Regions from separate parts of the Mus musculus genome. Here region 2 is linked to region 1. The links are chromatin loops, found by intact Hi-C in ENCODE. Cell type or tissue: heart. All regions are shown on one strand. Each heading gives the region's core, and the rest is flanking DNA. Links, peaks and the distances in the headings are about the cores only.

What was found. Peaks named below come from ENCODE experiments on the same cell type or tissue, not always from the same donor. Only the 100,000 strongest peaks of a DNase experiment are listed, where the experiment ranks them.
Region 2: it touches region 1 in a loop (3-fold over the local background); 9 of 42 quality-filtered maps call a loop at or near these places.

Annotation. Positions count from the first base shown.
Region 1 is chr16:93,826,596-93,836,099 of GRCm38, reverse strand. It overlaps Morc3 (microrchidia 3), which reads right to left and starts at 3,979. Exons shown (of 17, transcript NM_001045529.3): 1 at 3,752-3,979. The coding sequence starts at 3,790. It overlaps Gm30881 (a long non-coding RNA gene), which reads left to right and starts at 3,008. Exons shown (of 3, transcript XR_876266.3): 1 at 3,008-3,249. In heart, for the core only: no CTCF peak of the experiment used is centred there; DNase peaks (open chromatin) are centred at 3,209 and 3,909; H3K4me3 peaks cover 2,152 bases; H3K27ac peaks cover 1,432 bases.
Region 2 is chr16:93,876,898-93,886,401 of GRCm38, reverse strand. Chaf1b (chromatin assembly factor 1, subunit B (p60)) reads right to left here and starts at 2,501. Exons shown (of 14, transcript NM_028083.4): 1 at 2,427-2,501; 2 at 1,781-1,936; 3 at 911-1,043. The coding sequence starts at 1,906. In heart, for the core only: CTCF peaks have their summits at 4,308 (motif pointing left) and 7,067 (motif pointing right); a DNase peak (open chromatin) is centred at 2,511; H3K4me3 peaks cover 2,540 bases; H3K27ac peaks cover 1,852 bases.

The sequences.
Region 1 (9,504 bases), core at 798-8,797:
AAAAAAGAGAACAAACCAACTCCACCAAAAATAAGTAAATGAAGTAATGCCACACCTCAGGAGCGGGTGAGCAGTGCACCTGTATCAGCTGGAGGCACAGGGATCTATCTGAGGGTGGAGAAAAGCCACCAAACAACAGAAGAAAATGAAAAATGTTTATTTAGCACTCTGCACTCCATGCTAGGATCTCAGACCTCCTAAATGACTCTAAAATGTGTGTAGAATAGCCTAGAAATGACACACTGAAGAATGTTGCCCTTCCATGTCCCACGCCCTGGAACTCACTCTGTAGACCAGGCTGGCCTTGAGCTCAAGAGATTCGCCTGCCCCTACCGTCCCAAGAGTTAAGATCAGAAGTGTGTGCCACCACTGCCCAGCTTAGTTCTATGGCCTTTGATAAATGAAAAGTTCATGTCTTAGCTTCTCCCCTACTCCAAGCAGGTCACAGTTATATGTAAACTGTACACGGTGTCTACAATAAAACTATGAGCACTAAAATTTATGTCACGTCCTACAACTTTTTTTTTTCGAACATTCTGAATGCTCACTTTTAGATCACAGGTCATACATACAGGTGCCAGGCTGGATCTGGTTCATAAGGTAAAAGTTTCAAACCGTCAGGAACCCAAAGCAGACAGTGAAAGACAATGCTGAAGTTTCCAAACAGCCACTGTGCTTAACTGAACATCGTTACAGCAATGGGGAAGAACCCAGGGTCTCAAGAACACCATCTGCCAACACTGCCAACTTAAAGGAATTTGGTCTGCTTGCTTCCTCGTTTCAACAGGGTTTCCCTATGTTACCCTAGCTTGCCTCTGCCTCCTGAGTGCTGGCTTACAGGGACAGGCCAAGCTTTTCTGTTCCTTTAGGATGGTTCTAGAGTCTTTCCCACACCAGGCCAAGTGCTCTACCACTAAGCTATATGCCCAGTCCTCTTTCTCATATTTTGAGACAGGGTCTTACTAAGTCTTACAGGCTGGTCTTGAATTTGTTACCCTCCAGTCTCAGCCTCAAGAGTGCCCAGTATCAATTCAATCTTTTTGTGGTGGGTTTGTGGGGCTTAACACGAAAGTAGAGGCCAGAGGCTAGCTTGAGAGTATCTTCGACCTCGATCTCACTAGTCTTATTTTTGAGACAGGGTCTCCCACTAAACCTAGAGCTCACTAGTCTGTCTAGATTGGCTGGCTAATGAGATCCAGTCAGTTACCTCCCTAGTGCTGAGATTATAGACACGTTCCTGGGGGCTGGGGACCTGACCTAAGGTCTTCATGATTTCACCGAGTGCACTTTACCAAACTGAGCCGTTTTCCTGGCCCTTCAACTTTGAAGAATCAGAGAATGCAATATGTAAGGAGGGAAAAAGGTTCAGATGCAGAACCAATTAGACATGTAATTCACCCATTTCTACTGATCAGGACTCAACCTGGGAGTTCTCTTTAGGCTGTGGCTTATCTTTCTTATTGAGTAAAGGGTCAAGAAAATGGTATAAGCTGGCCTGGAACTCTTGATCCTCTCACTTCACCTTTCTTAGTGCTGGGCTTATATTACGCCTTGTCACTTGGATGTAGCTTTTTAAAGAAATAGCATTTGTATTTTATTTTTGGTACTGCAGTAGAACCAAGGGCCGTAGCACATGCTAAGTGTGTGCTATATTACACTGGGATATATCCCTGACCCAAAATAGAGACTTCAAATACTTGTGGCAACACCTAAGGCTAACTGTCATGAATGGAAGTTCTCTAAAGGTCCATCTGTACTGAGGATCTTGTATATGTTTGGCTAACCATAACATCATGATTGAGAAATGGAATGTTGTATGACAGCCAAAATTCTCTTGAGCTATCTTTAGTGCCCTCAAGTGCTGGAGTTGAACTTGGGCCCCAGACATGGCGGCAAGTACTCTCCCACTGAAACACAGCCCAGTCCTCTTTCCTTTTTATTTTGAGACAGGTTGTCTAGGCTGGCCTTGAACTCACTCTGTAGCTCAGGCAGGCCTTGAATTTGTAGTCCTACTACCTCAGCCTCCACAGTGGATAAAATTACAGATGTACCACAAGGCCTGACTTCTTAGTCTCTCTTAAGAGCTACTTACCATCAACTCTGTATTTGACCTAGCATCCCTTTGCTAGGTAAAACTCTCAAATGTATTGTTGGGCCCAGCAAAGATCTGCCTGCTTGCTACCTGACCCCTCCAGCCAGTACTTCTGCAAATGTACTCATCTATGCATTTATTTTGTTGTATGATTTAGGACTTCTATAAGGCTGGGGATACAGCAACATAAAGAACATTTGCCTGGCAATCAGGAAGTCAGCCACTTGTTGGGTAACCCAAGACACACACTCACCACCACCGCCACCCCCATTACTCACAGGAATCTAAATCCTGTTCCAGGACCTTAGTCACTCATAATTGACACAGGATAATTTCTATCACTATCCTGGGAATAAGAACTCTTTTGGCGCCGGGCAGTGGTGGCACATGCCTTTAATCACAGCACTCGGGAAGCAGAGGCAGGCGAATTTCTGAGCTCGAGGCCAGCCTGGTCTACAGAGTGAGTTCCAGGACAGCCAGGGCTACACAGAGAAACCCTGTCAACAAACAAAAGAGCAAACAAACAAACAAAAGAGCACAAATTGCTCTTACAGAGGACCAGGATTCAGTTACCAGCACCCCATGGGCCAACTCATAACTAGCAGTGAGGGTTCAGAAGTCCTCATCTTCAGGTGCATAAGACACACACACACATAAACTGTGTGGGGGGAAACCGTACTAACAGGCAATTTAAAACAAAACATAACAAAAAATGTGAAGAATACTCAACCTCACAAAAAAAAAAAAAGGCAGACGCGATAAAACTAGGTAACACTTCATGCACACTTGGGGCTATCACATCCCAAATGACGGAAGTAGCCTAATGAATGGACGGAGACCTGCATTCTTGAAGAGCACCTACGGGAGGTGCTTTAACCTCCGGAAATCCTTACCGCTCGCCAACGAAATTACATAACACAGTAGTACCGCTTTTTTTGCCTTTGAGACAGGACTTCCCCTTGTCTCCCTAAATTGTCCTAGAATTTGCCTGCTTCGGTCACCCGAGCGCTGGGGATGCCAGGCATGGGCCACCGCAGCCATCCTTCAAACATCAAGGAAGTAACTTTCCCCGCTTAAGACCTCAGGGCCGGCAGAGAATAAAACTTTGCAGGAATCATCAGGTGAAGCCACGCCCACAATGTTTTGGACCCGAAAGTGTAAGTCCTTTTCTGCGACCACTCCCAGCCACCTCCAAAGGGTTTGCCACCAATGGGCTCGGCCCGAAAAGGCAGGGGCATGCCAAGCAAGCGGAGGAGATGAGTCCTAGCCTCCGCTCCTCCGAGCCGGGACCGACAGGGACGGACGCGTGCAGGAACCGCGCTGCACCGCAGCCCACGCCGCCCCGACGAGGCCCGGCGGCTGCTCCCGGGGCGGGCGGGTCGCGGAGGGCGCGGCTCCCACAACAGCTGTCGGGCGCCGCAGAGCCGGAGGGAGGGAGGGAGGCCGCCTCGGCTTGCCCCGAGATGCCGCGAGCGCACCGGCCGCGCGTTACAGCCGCTCCTCCGAGCGAGGAGACATGGCGGCGGACCCTTGGCCCCGCCGCGACCTCCCGGCCGCCGCGCCAGCCCTTGAGTCGCCGCCGCCCACTGCCACCTCCTGGCTGGCCCGCCTGCCCGCCCTCCTGGGACCCGGCCCGCTCCTCCCCTCGCGGCTGCTCACCGCGCTGAGGCGGATCCCGGTGGGTGGCTGCGCCGCCATCTTGAGTGAGCTACAAAGCCAGGACCGGCCTCGGCCGCAGCCCGACTGGGAGGCTACGAGTCCGCCGCGGGCTTCAACGCCCCGCCCACTTCCGGGGCGGAACCGACAACACCAGGCCACACCCACTCATTTCCGCCTCGGGCAAAGGCGAATTAGGATTCTCAGCAGAGGCTTGCCCGAGCGGGCCTGACCTGCTGCGCGCGCAGGACCCAGGCGTTGGGCGCATGCGTAGGTGAGCGGGCGGGCGCGAGCTCCTCGCCTCGCGTAGCTGGACCTTGAGATTGAAGATTGGCGCGAAGAATGATGTGTAGAAGCTAGGCAAACTCTGATGAAAATCGCACTGCAAAAGTGTAATCCATGGCCGCTGGTAATGATGTTACTGGAATCTTACAGGACAAAATGAAGAAAATAATTACTTTTTGGGTTTGCCTGAAAATCATCAGCTTTTATCCTGGTAGTGGTAGCGCACGGACACGTTAATTCAGTGTGTGTGGAGCCCGGTACTGCAGCGAGTAGCATGTAGAAATTAGTCAAGAAAGGGATGCTAAATAGTACAAGTAAAGAGAAGGTTAAAAGATTTGCAAGAGTATTTACTGCAGTCTTAACGATAGTCATATTTTTATTTATAAAAGTTCAGACGGGCAGTGGTGGCGCACGCCTTTAATTCCAGCACTTGGAAAGCAGAGGCAGGCAGATTTCTGAGTTCAAGGCCAACCTGGTCTACAAAGTGAGTTCCAGGACAGCCAGGGCTACACAGAGAAACCCTGTCTCGAAAAAAAAAAAAAAAAAAAAACAACAAAAACAAAAAAAAACTAAACAAAACGAAAAAAAGTTCAGTTCATCTTCTGCTGATAAACAATTTAGTATCCTTTATTATAGACCGCTGTCTATTAAACACTACAGTATGGGATGGATCCTCTCCTTTTCCTACACGTCAACTGTGTTTTCTCTTCATATTTTAACTGTAGGCTTGTAAAAACTTAAATACTTTTAAATTAATAAGGGGATGTAAAATTAAAACCTGTGGTATTCACTGTTTTTAAGAGTGAATAAGAGGCACAAGATAAGCAAAACTGGTGTCTAGTCTTGCAGAACAGGTGGCTGTCAAGACAGTTGAACCATGATGGCCGGTCAGTGAGCCGTGCAGTCAACCTAGAGAGTGTCAGCAGCCCAGGCTGCGCAAATTCTCCACTGAACTGCAAATAGCTTAGTCTAGAAACTCCCCTGTGGATTTGACCAGAGGTTTGTTCCCATGGGGATTCTAAATCTTGTCAAGTTGACAGGATTAACAAGCAGGTCAGCCTTGTTTTCCTGTTTCATCCGAGTCTGGTTGTCTTTGCGGGGAAAACAGTGCCTAGGGTGGGACAAATACTTGTTCATCAGGGAAGAGGATTCCCCACGGGATGCAGCTGAGGAAAGCCTGTCTCGCCACATTTTCTTGAGATCCACATAATCGCTTTGTTTTTCTTTTTGAAAGAGAGCCTCCTGTAACCCAGGCTGGTCTGCTTTGTACTTGAGGTTGACAAACTCCTGACCCTCTTGCCTCTATCTCCTAAATCCTGGGATTATAGATGTGAATCACTACCACACCTCCCTGCAGTATTTTGTTTGTTTATTGTTGTTAAACACACGTAAACTTCACCTTTTAAAGGTCAGATTAGGGGCGTTCAGTGTGTTCCCACAATGGAGGTCAATGCAGCCATCCATCTTCCACTCTCCCCTTTCGGCCCCTAATGACTACCATGCAACTCTGCATGGATTTAAGTGAAATCATGAAATATGTAGTGACACGTGGTAGGCTTTTTCTCTCCCTTGGTGAGGCAGATATAGGCCAATTTAGATCAGATTAAAAGTAAATAAAGACAGGTTGATTAGGAGGCAGCTCTTGGGTGGGTTCAGTGATCTAAGCCGCACATCCAGGGTAAAGCAAGGGGGTTTATGGGTCTTGTGCGCGGGGTGATGACGTCTGGGATTGTGCCTATACATAGTCAAAAAGACCCCGTGTGTGGGCAGCTCCCAGTCAGAGTGATGACATGTTAGTCTGGAGTTTTTTTCTTAAATCGCAGGGGGAGTTTTCTCTGTGTGGGCGGGGTCAGGGGAAGGAGGGCAGACAGGGTTTCCCAGGTTGTGCAGGGGCTGAGCAGGGGTTCCAGCCTAACAACTAGTTTATCAAATTTAGCGTAATGACTTCATATCAGGACATGTCTCAGAAATCGACTCTTTTTTTTTTTTTTAAGATTTATTTATTTGAGTACACAGTCGCTGTCTTCAGACACACATCAGATTCCATTACAGATGGTTGTGAGCCACCATGTGGCTGCTGGGGATTGAACTCAGGACGTCTGGAAGAGCAGTCAGTGCTCTTAACCTCTGAGCCATTTCTCCAGACCTGGTCTCGGCTTGTTGTTGTTTTGGGTTTTTAAAATTATCATTATTCTTTGTGAGAGTTTATTTCTTTTGTGCATGTGAGTGTTTTGCCTGAATGCGTGTCTGTGCATCACACGTGTGCAGTGTCTGAAGAGACCGGAAGAAGCTGTTAGAAGCTCTGGAAGTGGAGTTACAGTGGAGTTACAGATGATTTGCGAGCTGCCCTATGGGGGCTGGGAACCGGAACAGGTGCTCAGCGTGAACCGCCAGCGCTATTAGCCATCGGGCACCTCTCCATTCATGAATTCTGTTCGCTTTAAGAATGTGGGACTTGAAGCCGGTAGCGCACTCCTTTAGTCCCAGCACTCGGGAGGCAGAGGCAGGCGGATTTCTGAGTTTGAGGCCAACCTGGTCTACAAAGTGAGTTCCAGGTCAGCCAGGGCTACACAGAGAAACCCTGTCTCGAAAAAAAAAAAAAAAAAAAAGAATGTGGGACTGGAGAGATGGCTCAGTGGTTAAAAGCATTGACTGCTCTTCTAGAGGTCCTGAGTTCAAATCCCAGCAACCACATGGTGGCTCACAACCATCTGTAATGGGATTTGATGCCCTCTTCTGGTGTGTCTGAAGACAGCTACAGTGTACTTACATATAATAAATAAATCATAAAAAATTTTTAAAAATGTAATATCAGTGTACTAGTGAAGACTCGATGGGCTTTTCATGACCTGGTCCCTGTCCCAATTCTTCTTTCTTGAGGAGACATGAAGGAACATCTCCTCACTGCAGAAAGGCCTTCTGTGACAGAGCCAAGTAGGAGACACTGAAAGGAGCTGTGTCAGTGCGAACAGAGGAGGGCTGGAGAGACTGCTCAGCAGTTAGGAGTATGTGCTGCCTTGCAGAAGACAGTCTAGGATTCTGTTACCAGCATCCATATGGCAGCTCACAGATATAGCTTCAGTCCAGGAGACCCAGCACACTTTTCTGACCTCCCAAGGTACCAGACATTCACAAATTGCAAATATATACATGCAGACGAACATTCTTGCATACAAATAAAAGTGCATGTAGGAGAGGAGACGGAATACCTTCCTCATCTGGGCGTCATAACATCCGGGGATAGGTGCTCTGCAAACATGCTGTAAGGGTCATAGGTCTCCTGTCTCAGAGGTTTTTGCTTTCTCTCTATAGTTGGCTTAGGGTTTTATTGCTGAGAATACAAGCCATGGCCACAACTCTTATCAGTGAAAACATTTAATTAAGACTAGCTTGCAGGTTTAGTCCGTTGTCATGGTGGGAAGCACGGCATCATACGGGCAGACGTGGTACTGGAGAAGTTGCTGAGAGTTGTGCGTCTGGATTCACAGGCAGCAGGAAGAGAGTTGAACACTGGCTTGGCTTGAACATCTGCGACCTGAAAGCCCACCCCCAGTGATGCACTCCAACAAGGCCACTCCCTAATGGCATGTGGGGGGCATTTTCATTTGTACCACCACAGTAGTCCACCCCTATTCTTGGAAGTGCTTTCCTTTCTTAATAGATGGACCCTCAGAACATCCTTGCTCTTTCTTTGAAGCCTCACCCATTTCTGCCATGCGGCTCCATTGCTAGGTGTGCCTGCCTCTTTGGACCTAAGTTCAAAGGCAACTGGACCAGTAAGACAGCTCAGTAGTAACACAGCTCAGCAGGTAAGGATACTTGTCAACAAATTTGATGGCCTAAGTTGTAACCTAGGACCCACGTGGTGGAAGGAAAGAACTGAGTCGTGGTTGAAATAAGAGTAGTAGGCTCATAGTCTGAATACTGGGTTTCCAGTTGGTGGAAGTGTTTGGGAAGGATGGAGGAGGTGTGTCACTGGGCAGGGGGGGGGGCTTTGGGGTTTTAACTCTTTTTCTCTGCTTCACGCTTGTGCCATGCCATGCCTGTCTGCTGTCATACTCTGTGCCATATGATGGTGTGCTCATGGGGTCTCAGCCAGCAGAGAGTAAGAGGCGAAACGGAAGTCCACTCACTGGCTGGTGTTCACACTCCAAAGTCTGACACCAGGAAGTTTATTTAAGCACAGCACAGTTTGGGCTGGGGGTGGGGGGGTGGGTGGTATGTGTGTGGGGGGGGGGTTGTTTCCTGGTGATAATTAACTCATTCCTATTCGTACAGCAGAGCTTAAGGTGTCACTACACCAAAACTCTTGTTTTTTTAAAGATTTATTTATTGGTTTTTTCGAGACAGGGTTTCTCTGTGTAGCCCTGGCTGTCCTGGAACTCACTCTGTAGACCAGGCTGGCCTCGAATTCAGAAATCCGCCTGCCTCTGCCTCCTAAGTGCTGGGATTAAAGGCTTGCGCCACCACTGTCCGGCCTATTTATTTATTTTATGTATGTGAGAACACTGTTCCTGTCTTCAGACACACCAGAAGAGGGCATGAGATCCCATTACAGATGGTTGTGAGCCACCATGTGATTACTGGGAATTGAACTCTGGAAGTGCACTCAGTGCTCTTAACCGTTGAACCATCTCTCCAGCCTCTCGAAACTCTTTGTAAAGTACATGTGACCTCTTCCATAAAGATGGATCCCATTGATTGAAAAGCAATGCTCAACATAATTGTCTAGGGAGGATGACTGAGAAGCCGAAGAGGCTGCAGGTCTAACATCCCTGCTTCCCCCGGGCACTTGTCTGTGAGCACAAGGACCTTGTGTCTTCTACATGAGCCTGCCCTCTTAGCTGTAAACCACAAATTACATGCTTTCTCTTAGAAGTTGTTTTAGTCACAGCGTCTTATCACAGCAAGAAAAAAGCAACCCGTGTGTTCACATCATCGTGGTGCGTGGGAGCTAACACATTCAAGCAAAAAGAAATATAAATATATTTTTTTTTCAAAATCTGTGACTGTGTCTTTCTCTTCTCCATCCCCCTTTTCATGGCTGCTGCCAAGATGAACAGTTTGCATGCCCTGTTCCTTAATTCTCATAAAACGTTCTTCAAACTTCCTTCTAGGACCATCTTAAAATTCTTTCACTAACCATCTATGAATCCATGAAAGGAAACCCTATATTTCCTGGGAAACAAAAGTAAGGATTCCTCTAAATGAGTTTATTTAGCTTTTTTTTTTTTTTTTTTTGGTTTTTCGAGACAGGGTTTCCCTGTGTAGCCCTGGCTGTCCTGGAACTCACTCTGTAGACCAGGCTGGCCTTGAACTCAGAAATCCGCCTGCCTTTGCCTCCCTGGGATTAAAGGCGTGTGCCACCACACCCAGCCTATTCAGTTTATTTTAAACACGCCTAAGCAGTGGCATTGCTCTGGTGGTGTTTGTATTTTGATGCTAATTATGCTTCCCCAAGAGGGGCTGCC
Region 2 (9,504 bases), core at 697-8,696, 50 kb before region 1:
ACTCAAAGCTACCCGGAAGCCTAGCTACATACATAGCTCGTCAGGGAGCCTGCTAGAGATGAGATGGCTGGACAGATCAACACTCTTCATGAGCCGACTAAAGGGAGGTTTCGGTCTTCGAGGCTAAGGGACTTTGTAATGGGGAACTGCCCTAGGGCCACCTTATAGGAGACAGCCTATTGCCCCCTCAAAGCTGTTCCACTTACAACAAATATGTGAATGCATGCATGTGGTGTGCGTGTACAATGAATGCATGTACACAGACACTCACACCCCACATATTTTGGGCATTAGGGCGCAGAACGCAACTATTCCTCTTTTTCCAAACCAAAACTAAGGTTTGTTTTACTTTCTACTGTTGTCTAGAGTATTTAATGTACGGTATAAGGATTACTTTTTCTGTATTCTTTTATCTCATTTAAAAACAGGTGCACAATACAAATTAATCTACCCCAAACAGGCACAAATTCTAAACATTCCCGAAGCCCATTAATTACACAGAGGTTCAGTGCTGACTCTGACAACCAGACAAGCCCCTGGGATGCTGACAGATCTACCACACCCAACCAGCCTGCAGGCAACAAATGGAGAAAGAACTATTTTCAGATATATCTTCTGAGTTTAATGGGTGTCCTTCATCTTCCATCTCTGACACACTCCCAAAATGTTACCTGTTTAGTGAGCTGAAAGGCAGCCAGGGGAATAGATACAATAAGCTCAGATCTCACAGTCCTATTCTCTTTCCCTGAAAAGACTGTTACTATTTAGCCAGGCCTGGTCTTGAACTCTCAGTCCTCCTGTCTCAGCCTCCAACATGCTGTGATCACTGGTCCATGTCAACCCAGCTCAAATGTCATTATTAGACAGGAGATTCGTGTCAGGTTTAAGGATTAATAAGGACAATACTTACCATCTCCTCCAGATGCTAAAATCTCCCCAGTTGGAGAAAAGCGTACAACATTGACAGCTTTGGTGTGTCGAGCAAGATTGGAGAGAAATTCCACAATGGCTTTCCCATCTGGCCCCCTCTCCAACTTCCAGATCTGTCGACAGCAAAGCATACATTGCAGAAACACACTAGCCACCTCCTAACTCCCTTCCAGGAGACAACAACTTATCTTCTGGCAGAAAATGCAATTTCTTTTTTGAAACTTTGTAAATCAAAGGAAGTATTAGCAGAAATGCACACCATCAGTCCCCTTACCTGCTATTCCCCTCTTCCAGTTCTTTAGAGCAAATGGGCAAAGCACAGAGCACAGGAGCTAGGCTCAGTATTACTATTTTGAGACAAGGTCTCACCTAGCCCAGGCTGGACTCAAACTCACTACTGTTGAGAATCTCAAACTTCAGATCTGTACCGTATGGGTATTGGGGATACATGCCTGGCACCACAGAGCTCTTCCTAGTTTAGTATTCTAAAATACTGAGAACCCACTTGTAACAATGTAGCAAATAGCCGGGCCGTGGTGGCCCACGCCTTTATTCCCAGCACTTGGGAGTCAGAGGGTTCGAGGTCAGCCTGGTCTACAGAGTTCTAGGACAGCCAGGGCTACACAGAGAAACCCTGTCTTGAAACAACAAACAAAACAAACAAAAACAATGTAGCAAATGTTAAGAAAGCTAATCTTCTCAGCATTCCTTGCTTTCCCCAGGCCTCAGAACTTAGTACACTGGACTAGGTGGCAACCCGACTTGAGTTGCTGCCTTCAGTTTTAAACAAAGGAATGAAAACGTGAGCTCCGCGTAGAACCTCCCCGTATCCTCCCGCCTGTCCATTTACCCTGACGGCGGTGTCCACCCCCGCGGATGCCAGCCTGTGGATCTTCCAGGTTGCCCCATGCTGGAAGTCCAGGCTGTACACTGGCTCCTTGTTGTGCCAGGCGATTTCACACGTGATCACTTTCATCCTCCAGAGTTTCCGCCAGGCAAAGGGAGGCTGGAAACGTTAGCAAAGAGTTAAACAGCGACCCTGGAACATGAAGGGCGAGCCGGGGAAAGAGCACAGAAGCCATTAGCGACGCCGACGGCTCAGACACCTGCAATCTTCAGCTAAAATGCTCCCGCAGGTAGAGAGACTTCCACCAGTGTACGGTTCCGGAAGAGAAAGAAACCAAACACCCCAGACGGAGGCGAGGACGGGCAGCACAGAGCATCGTGTTGAGGTGGGGTCCCAGAGACCGGTACCGGAGTACTGGCTATCATCCCGGGGAGCAGCAAGGGAGGGAGTTCACGGGGAGGGGCGCGGGTCCGGGCGGCCCAACCCGGCCTGGCGGAAGGCGCGCGAGTCCCGGTCCCGGTGGGGACTGTGGTCTGGGACGAACTGCCTTCTGCCTGCGCCCGCGCTGAGATCAGAACTCACGGCCCCGGTGAGGAGCTGCAGCCCAACCCAGGTCAGAAGCGCGGAAGCCGGGTATCAGCAAACCTACCTGCAGTAACTCGGTCCACCCGGGGCCGCCACAGCCCGCAGCTTCCCGCGCGCCGCAGGCCACGCCTCCGGTCACGCCTCCTCGGGGCGGAGTTCCGGGGCGTCCCGCCTCCGCGTGGGCGGGGCTGTCACAAGACAAAGTCTCTGAATGGGAGGGTCCAGGGCATCCCTCCTCCCAGTGGCCAGCAATCTCCCGGCACCTTGGCTTCCGGTGGGCGGAGCTCTGGGCTCTTTTCTTTCTCGTGGGCGGGGCTGTCGCGGCTCGTGGCTCCTGTTGGGCGGGACTGGGAATCCCATTCCCGCGCCTCGGAGGAGTCCAGGCTCGTCCAGCTTTGACGTGCTAACCCGAGATGCAAGACGTCCTACCTACCACGCGTCAGTGTCACATGCTCATCGGACAGATCTTCCCGCCTGGAATTTACGGTCTAGAAAGAAAAGCGGGACTAGAGACGCAGGCAGCTGATTGCACGCTTAGCCAACAGCAGCGGTTCTGTCACCAGCCCCTGCCGGTGATCTCAGCACTCCAGAGGACCCTAAGAGGAAGGTTATCCTCAGCTACAGAGAGTTCCAGGCCAGCCTGAACTAAAGACTAAACAAAAAATATATAACATTTCTTATAGGGCAGATGGGAAACTTTGGGACTCATCTAATATAACCAAATAAGAGTGTCCCAGGCAGTGGATATTTGAGAGCTGTCCTGCCCCACCAAATATCTCAAAATGGCTCTGGAGTTTCAAAATGTCAATAAAACAGCAATGCCTTCGCCCTCTCTTAGCGATGTGACAGACGCCTAGAATGGTTGTTATGATGGTAATCCCAACACTCTGAAGGTGGAAATGGGAAGATGATCAGGAGTTCAAGGTCAACCTTAACTACACAGCAAGATTGAGGCCAGCCTCATGAATGTGTAGGAACTTCCATTCCAATTATGTAATGGTTAATTTATCCACCATGACCTTCTCAATAATGTCACATATTTTTTAAAGATTCTTGTCTCCTATGGTTTTGACTTCTTACAGGCCAGCATATGAAAGTTAAGGTTTTTTTTGTTTTTGTTTTTGTTTTTGTTTTTTTTTTTTTCCAAGACAGGGTTTCTCTGTACAGCCCTGGCTGTCCTGAAACTCATTCTGTAGACCAGGCTGGCCTCGAACTCAGAAATTCACCTGTCTCTGCCTCTCAAGTGTTGAGATTAAAGCCATACACCACCACTGCCCGGCGAAAGTTGGGTTTTTATAAAGAAATGATCTCAAGAGCTGGAGAGGACTCAGCATGTAAGAGCACTGGCTGCTTTGGTCAAGGCCCTGGGTTCAGTTTCCAGAACCCACATGGTGGATCATGACACAGTTCCAGTTAACCCAACACCCTTTTCTGACCTCCAAAAGCACCAGGCACACATATGGTGCACATGCATACATACTGTGATGGCTTGTATATGGTTTGCCCAAGGAGTGGCACTATTAGAAGGTGTGGCTTTGTTGGAGTAGGTGTGTCACTGTGGGTATGGGCTATAAGACCCTCATCCTAGCTGCCCGGAAGCCAGTCTTCTCCTAGCAGCCTTCAGATCAAGATGTGGAACCTTCAGCTCTGCCTGCACCATGCCTGCCTGGATGCTGCCATGCCTTGATGATAATGGACTGAAACTCTGAACCTGTCAGCCAGCCCCAATTAAATGTTGTCCTTATAAGAGTTGCCTTGATTATGGTGTCTCTTCATAGCAATTAAATCCTAAGACACATACATACAGGCAAAACTCACACACATAAAATTTAAAAATCTTTAAAAAAAAATTGGGCTGGTGAGATTACTCAGCCACTATCTTCTGAAGGTCCTGAGTTCAAATCCCAGCAACCACATGGTGGCTCACAACCACCCGTAATGAGATCTGATGCCCTCTGCTGGTACATCTGAAGTCAGCTACAGTGTTCTTATGTATAATAATAAATCTTTGTGCCAGAGCAGCAAGCAGAGGTCCTAAAAATTCAATTCCCAACAACCACATTAAGGCTCACAACCACCTGTACAGCCTGTACAGTGTACTCACATACATTTATGCTTTTTTTTTTTTTTTTGGAGACAAGGTCTCTTGTATCCCAACCCATTATATAGCTCTCAAACACGATGTCACCTCACCTGAGAATGACCTTAAGTTTCTGCTTCTTCTGCTGACTACTTCCTGAGTGCTGGAATTGCAGCATGCACCACCATGCCTGATTTATACACTGCTGATGTATGCACCAGGGTCTTGCGCTCGCTTCCTGAGTTGAACTACATCCTGGCCCCAAGGTATACCTTCTACATTAAAAATACAGAATAGGTTTACAACAAAATAAAAATATACAAGATAGAAAGATTCTGCAGGAAAAACAATCCAACTATCCACTCTAGATCTACCGTGTAGAAACTGTGTCAGAAAGCTACATCATCTTAATGTAATTACCAAATCACAAAAATGTTTCTCAGTGCCATTTTGTCTAAGAACTCACTTATCAACATCAGTAAACCCAAGCCATTTCTATCTGAATTATTAACATGGGTCATATGGCTTCCTGGTTTGCACTTGAGGAATGTATTCTTTTTTTGTTTTGTTTTGTTTTTTTTGTTTTTGGAGAGAGGGTTTCTTTGTATACCTCTGGCTGTCCTGGAACTCACTTTGTAGACCAGGTTGGCCTCAACCTCAGAAATCTGCCTGCCTCTGCCTCCTAAGTGCTGGGATTAAAGGTGTGCGCCACCACGCCCGGCTGAGGAATGTATTCTTAGAGTTGTGTATTAGACTCCATTTCCTTATCAGGAGCCCAATGCTTTGAAAAGCCCAAGAGTTCATCAATTTTTCAGTCCTCATGGAAAAGTGGTTTGTCAGCTGCCTGTTCTGCAAATATGCAAATATGCTTGTGCTCCAAATGTCAGCCCAACAGTGTGACCAGTTAATCGCAGCAGGACTTCTGGAGAACGTATCATAGCTATTGCCTCATATGTGTATGTGTATATATGTGTGTGTACATATGTATATCAAGTATGTATGTATGTATGTATATATGTATATACATATACATATACACACACACTAGAATATATACAATATACTCCTATACATAGGAGTATATTAGTATATATGCACATAATATATATGTACTCTAATATATACATACACATATACATATGTATGTATGTATTCTAGAACTAATAGGTTCTTTCCAGGAGCTCTGAACAAAAAAATAAGATGTGTCCACTTGTGTAGTAGTGGTACCACTGCTATTTGGGCAACCATCACAAAAAGATGTGCCCATGTCTTAGTTACTTTTCTATTTCTGGCAAGAGACACCATGACTGAGAGCTAACTGGAAATGGTGTGGGCTCTTGAATACTGTTTGGCTGAACCGATCATGTAAAACTGTCTTTTTTTTTTTTTAAGATTTATTTATTTATTTAATGTAAGTACACCGTAGCTGTCTTCAGACACTCCAGAAGAGGGAGTCAGATCTCGTTACGGATGGTTGTGAGCCACCATGTGGTTGCTGGGATTTGAACTCCAGACCTTCGGAAGAACAGTCGGGTGCTCTTACCCACTGAGCCATCTCACCAGCCCATAAAACTGTCTTATATTTGGTTTTGCACCCACAGACTAATGCTACTCTCAGCTGCCTTAAGGAATTCTCTTTCCAACAATTGGTAGTGAATGCAGAGTCACGCCTCTACAAAGTTCAAAATAAGTGGCAGATGAGTGACCTGCCCTAAACCAGGCATCTATGCTATCCCCTCTACAGCTTAGGGGATATTGCAGGGATGGGGACTGCAGTGTCAGAGCTAGTGTGGTAAGAGTACTGTGGTCATCAGCTGTAACAAGTGTGCACAAGAACAGGACAGCCAGTAGTCAAGCAGAGTCAGGGTTGGGGTGGAGGCTCTGCAGGTACCACGCCTGACTGCTAGACTATTACTGTCAGGGAAAGAGGAAACCGTTACCTTTGCTTGGATAGTCCCAACCCAACGGTCACACACAGATGGCCCTGGATAGCTTAAATTCATCACAAAGCAAAACCAAAATGTGATCCCAGGAAAGGAGGTGGTAGGGCTGAAGAGGACTTGCTGAGGACATCAAGATGAAAACAATCAGAATCATTACCCACAGGTATGAATGACACTGCCAACAAGATTAGTTACGCAAGCTCAGTCCCAATCACGAGTGTAAAGTTTTAAAGTCTCTGTGAAAAACTCTTCTAGGGTGACAAAAAAACACACCCCGACAGAGTGGCATACTTCTTGCCTTTGTCTCTGTGCGTAGACGTGTGTGTGCATTTATGTGGAGGTTGGAGGACAACTTCAGTGTTGTTCCTGAAAGGCTGACCACCTCCCTCCCCTCCCCCTCTCAGACAGGACCTCTCATCACCCTGGAACTCAAATAGGCTGTGCTGACTGTGCCTGGGCTTCCAAGGACTAGGTGTCACACCACACCACACTACTCATGTCAAATGAAGAGCCCGTGAACTGAACGGACAGGAGACTGATTATTTCTTGAAGCCCATGGAAAGGAATGCAGTAGATATAACCTGTTGTCTTGTACAAGCACATCCTTTTATTTTTCACATTATTTTATTTTTTTAAAGATTTATTTACTATTGTATGTATGTAAGTACACTGTAGCTGTCTTCAGACACTCCAGAAGAGGGCGCCAGATCTCATTACAGATGGTTGTGAGCCACCATGTGGTTGCTGGGATTTGAACTCAGGACCTTCGGAAGAGCAGTCAGTGCTCTTAACCGCTGAGCCATCTCTCCAGCCCCTATTTTTCACATTATTTTTATTATTATTTTGGGGTTTTCTGTATAGCCCTGGCTGTACTGGAACTGGCTCTGTAGACCAGGCTGGGCTCACAACCCCTGTCCAGCATGTAAGCACATCTTGAAGATGGACTTCATCTGGATGATAAAATTTTTCTAGTAGACAAATCCCAGAGTTTCACTACTACAATCTCTTTGGCTTTTGATGGCCACTCAAAGCGTGTTACACAGAACCCTAGGACTATCTACAATTATTTATTTATTTATTATTTTTTTGGAGTCCTGCTTAATTATCAGCAGGTTACAAAAGATCCTTGTTTATGGTTTAGTGGTGGTTGCTGTGACAGCCAATTTGACTTTACAATTCCCCACTCAACTTCAAGACCAGAGCCATAAAATTAACAATGTAACCAAGAAACTTAATTCTGAGAAGCAATGGATGTAGTTACACTTTCCTTTCCACCAAGCTGACATTCAGAGTTTTGGGAAATGTGGTTCACACCTCCCCGCCCCCCAAAAAAAGAAAAACAAATTCAAGGAAGGATATAGGATTTCATATCAGGAATCCAGAGACTCTCATGTCAATGAATTCATCTAGGAGCTAACGTAAGTGTTTTTCCACATAGCTGCCTGGATGCACAAGGTTTTGGTTTCATTACAGCAGCAAAGAAGATAAGATAAGGAGCAGGCAAAGAAAAACAGAACAAAACAAAACAAAACAAAACAAAACAAAAAAACCCAGAAATACTGCCAGACAGTAGAGGTGCCAGACAGTAGAGGTGCACACCTTTAATCCCAGGCAGGTTGGAGGCCAGCTTGGTCTACACAGTGAGTTCCACTACAGCCAGGGCTGTTACACAGAGAAACTGTCTCAGGAAACATGAAACAAGACAGAAGGCAACAAACACTTCCATCCAAGGAGAACATCTGCCGCTTTTGCCTATACAGCAAATTAGAGAACCACTCATGTACTTGCTACACCAAGAGATGTAACTCGCTGCAACATCCTTTGAACATCATCCAGGAAAATGTACACACACTCTAACCTTATCAGCATTCTCTGCAAAGAATCCACACTGCACATGTATTTGAAAAGGAAATGTGGTATTTGTTCATTTGCAGGGTCTGACATATTAAAAGACAAAGCTGGGGGCTGGAGAGATGACTCAGCGGTTAAGAGCACTGACTGCTCTTCCAGAGGTCCCGAGTTCAATTCCCAGCAACCACATGGTGGCTCACAACCATCTGTAATGGCATCCAATGCCCTCTTCTGGTGTGTCTGAAGACAGTGACAGTGTACTCACATACATTAAATAAATCTTAAACAAACAAGACAAAGCATATGCAAGGCTGTTTCCAACCCCTACACAGCAACAGAAAACAATGAAGATGCACTGTGTTCCAAGGCCTCTTGTTGTCTGTCAGTGGAGTGATGCGTGTCTTGAACCTTCTCAAGGAGTGATGCTCAACTGTTACCAACACCTTGCTGAGAATCTTGTGTAAACGGAGACTCATATGCAGCAAGTATATGAATGTGTCTATTTCTGCAGCCACCTCAGGAATTCAATGGCAGTTGCCCTCAGAGCATGAGGTAGTCTTTGCTCCATACCATCACTCCACCACAATTCCCACAGGAGAATACTCTTGTCTCCCCTTCCTTGCTTGCTCCTTGAGTGTAGTGTTTGGGAACACTCATCAAAGAGCTATGGAACAATGGCTCATCACTGGTGGCAGCTGTGATTAACGAGGCAACCGTTTAAAATATGCTTTCATTGCTAGACACTATATTGCACTGCACACACCTATAATCCCACTCATGAGGCAGTTAGGTGGATCGCCACACGGTTCTAAGACAGACTGGCCTATATAATGAGTTCTAGATCAATCAGGGACACAAACCAAAAACAAAAACCCTGTTATTGGGTATAGCCCCCAAAGACTGATTGCAAACTTACCTTTGCAAGTCTAAAACCTCCCCAGAGGATTCCACCATGCAGCCAGCACTACGGGTCCCAGTGCAGGTCACGTTTAGGTATATCCAACAAGGCCAACAACAGCTATTACTGTGGGCAGCACAGGACTACTACCTTGATGCTGCTCTGTATAACCCAACTGTGTGGTTCTTGTGTGTGAACTTCATGGATGATGTCATGCCACAGTGTCAGAAGGCTGGCTGTGTATGAAATGCTCAAGGACAGAAGGGAGCTGAGATCCAAAAGGACACATGGATATGCAACACCATTTCTATTCTGTGTGGTCTCAGCTGTCACTCTGCAGCTGGCCAAAGTGGGTCTCGTTTGTAAAAGA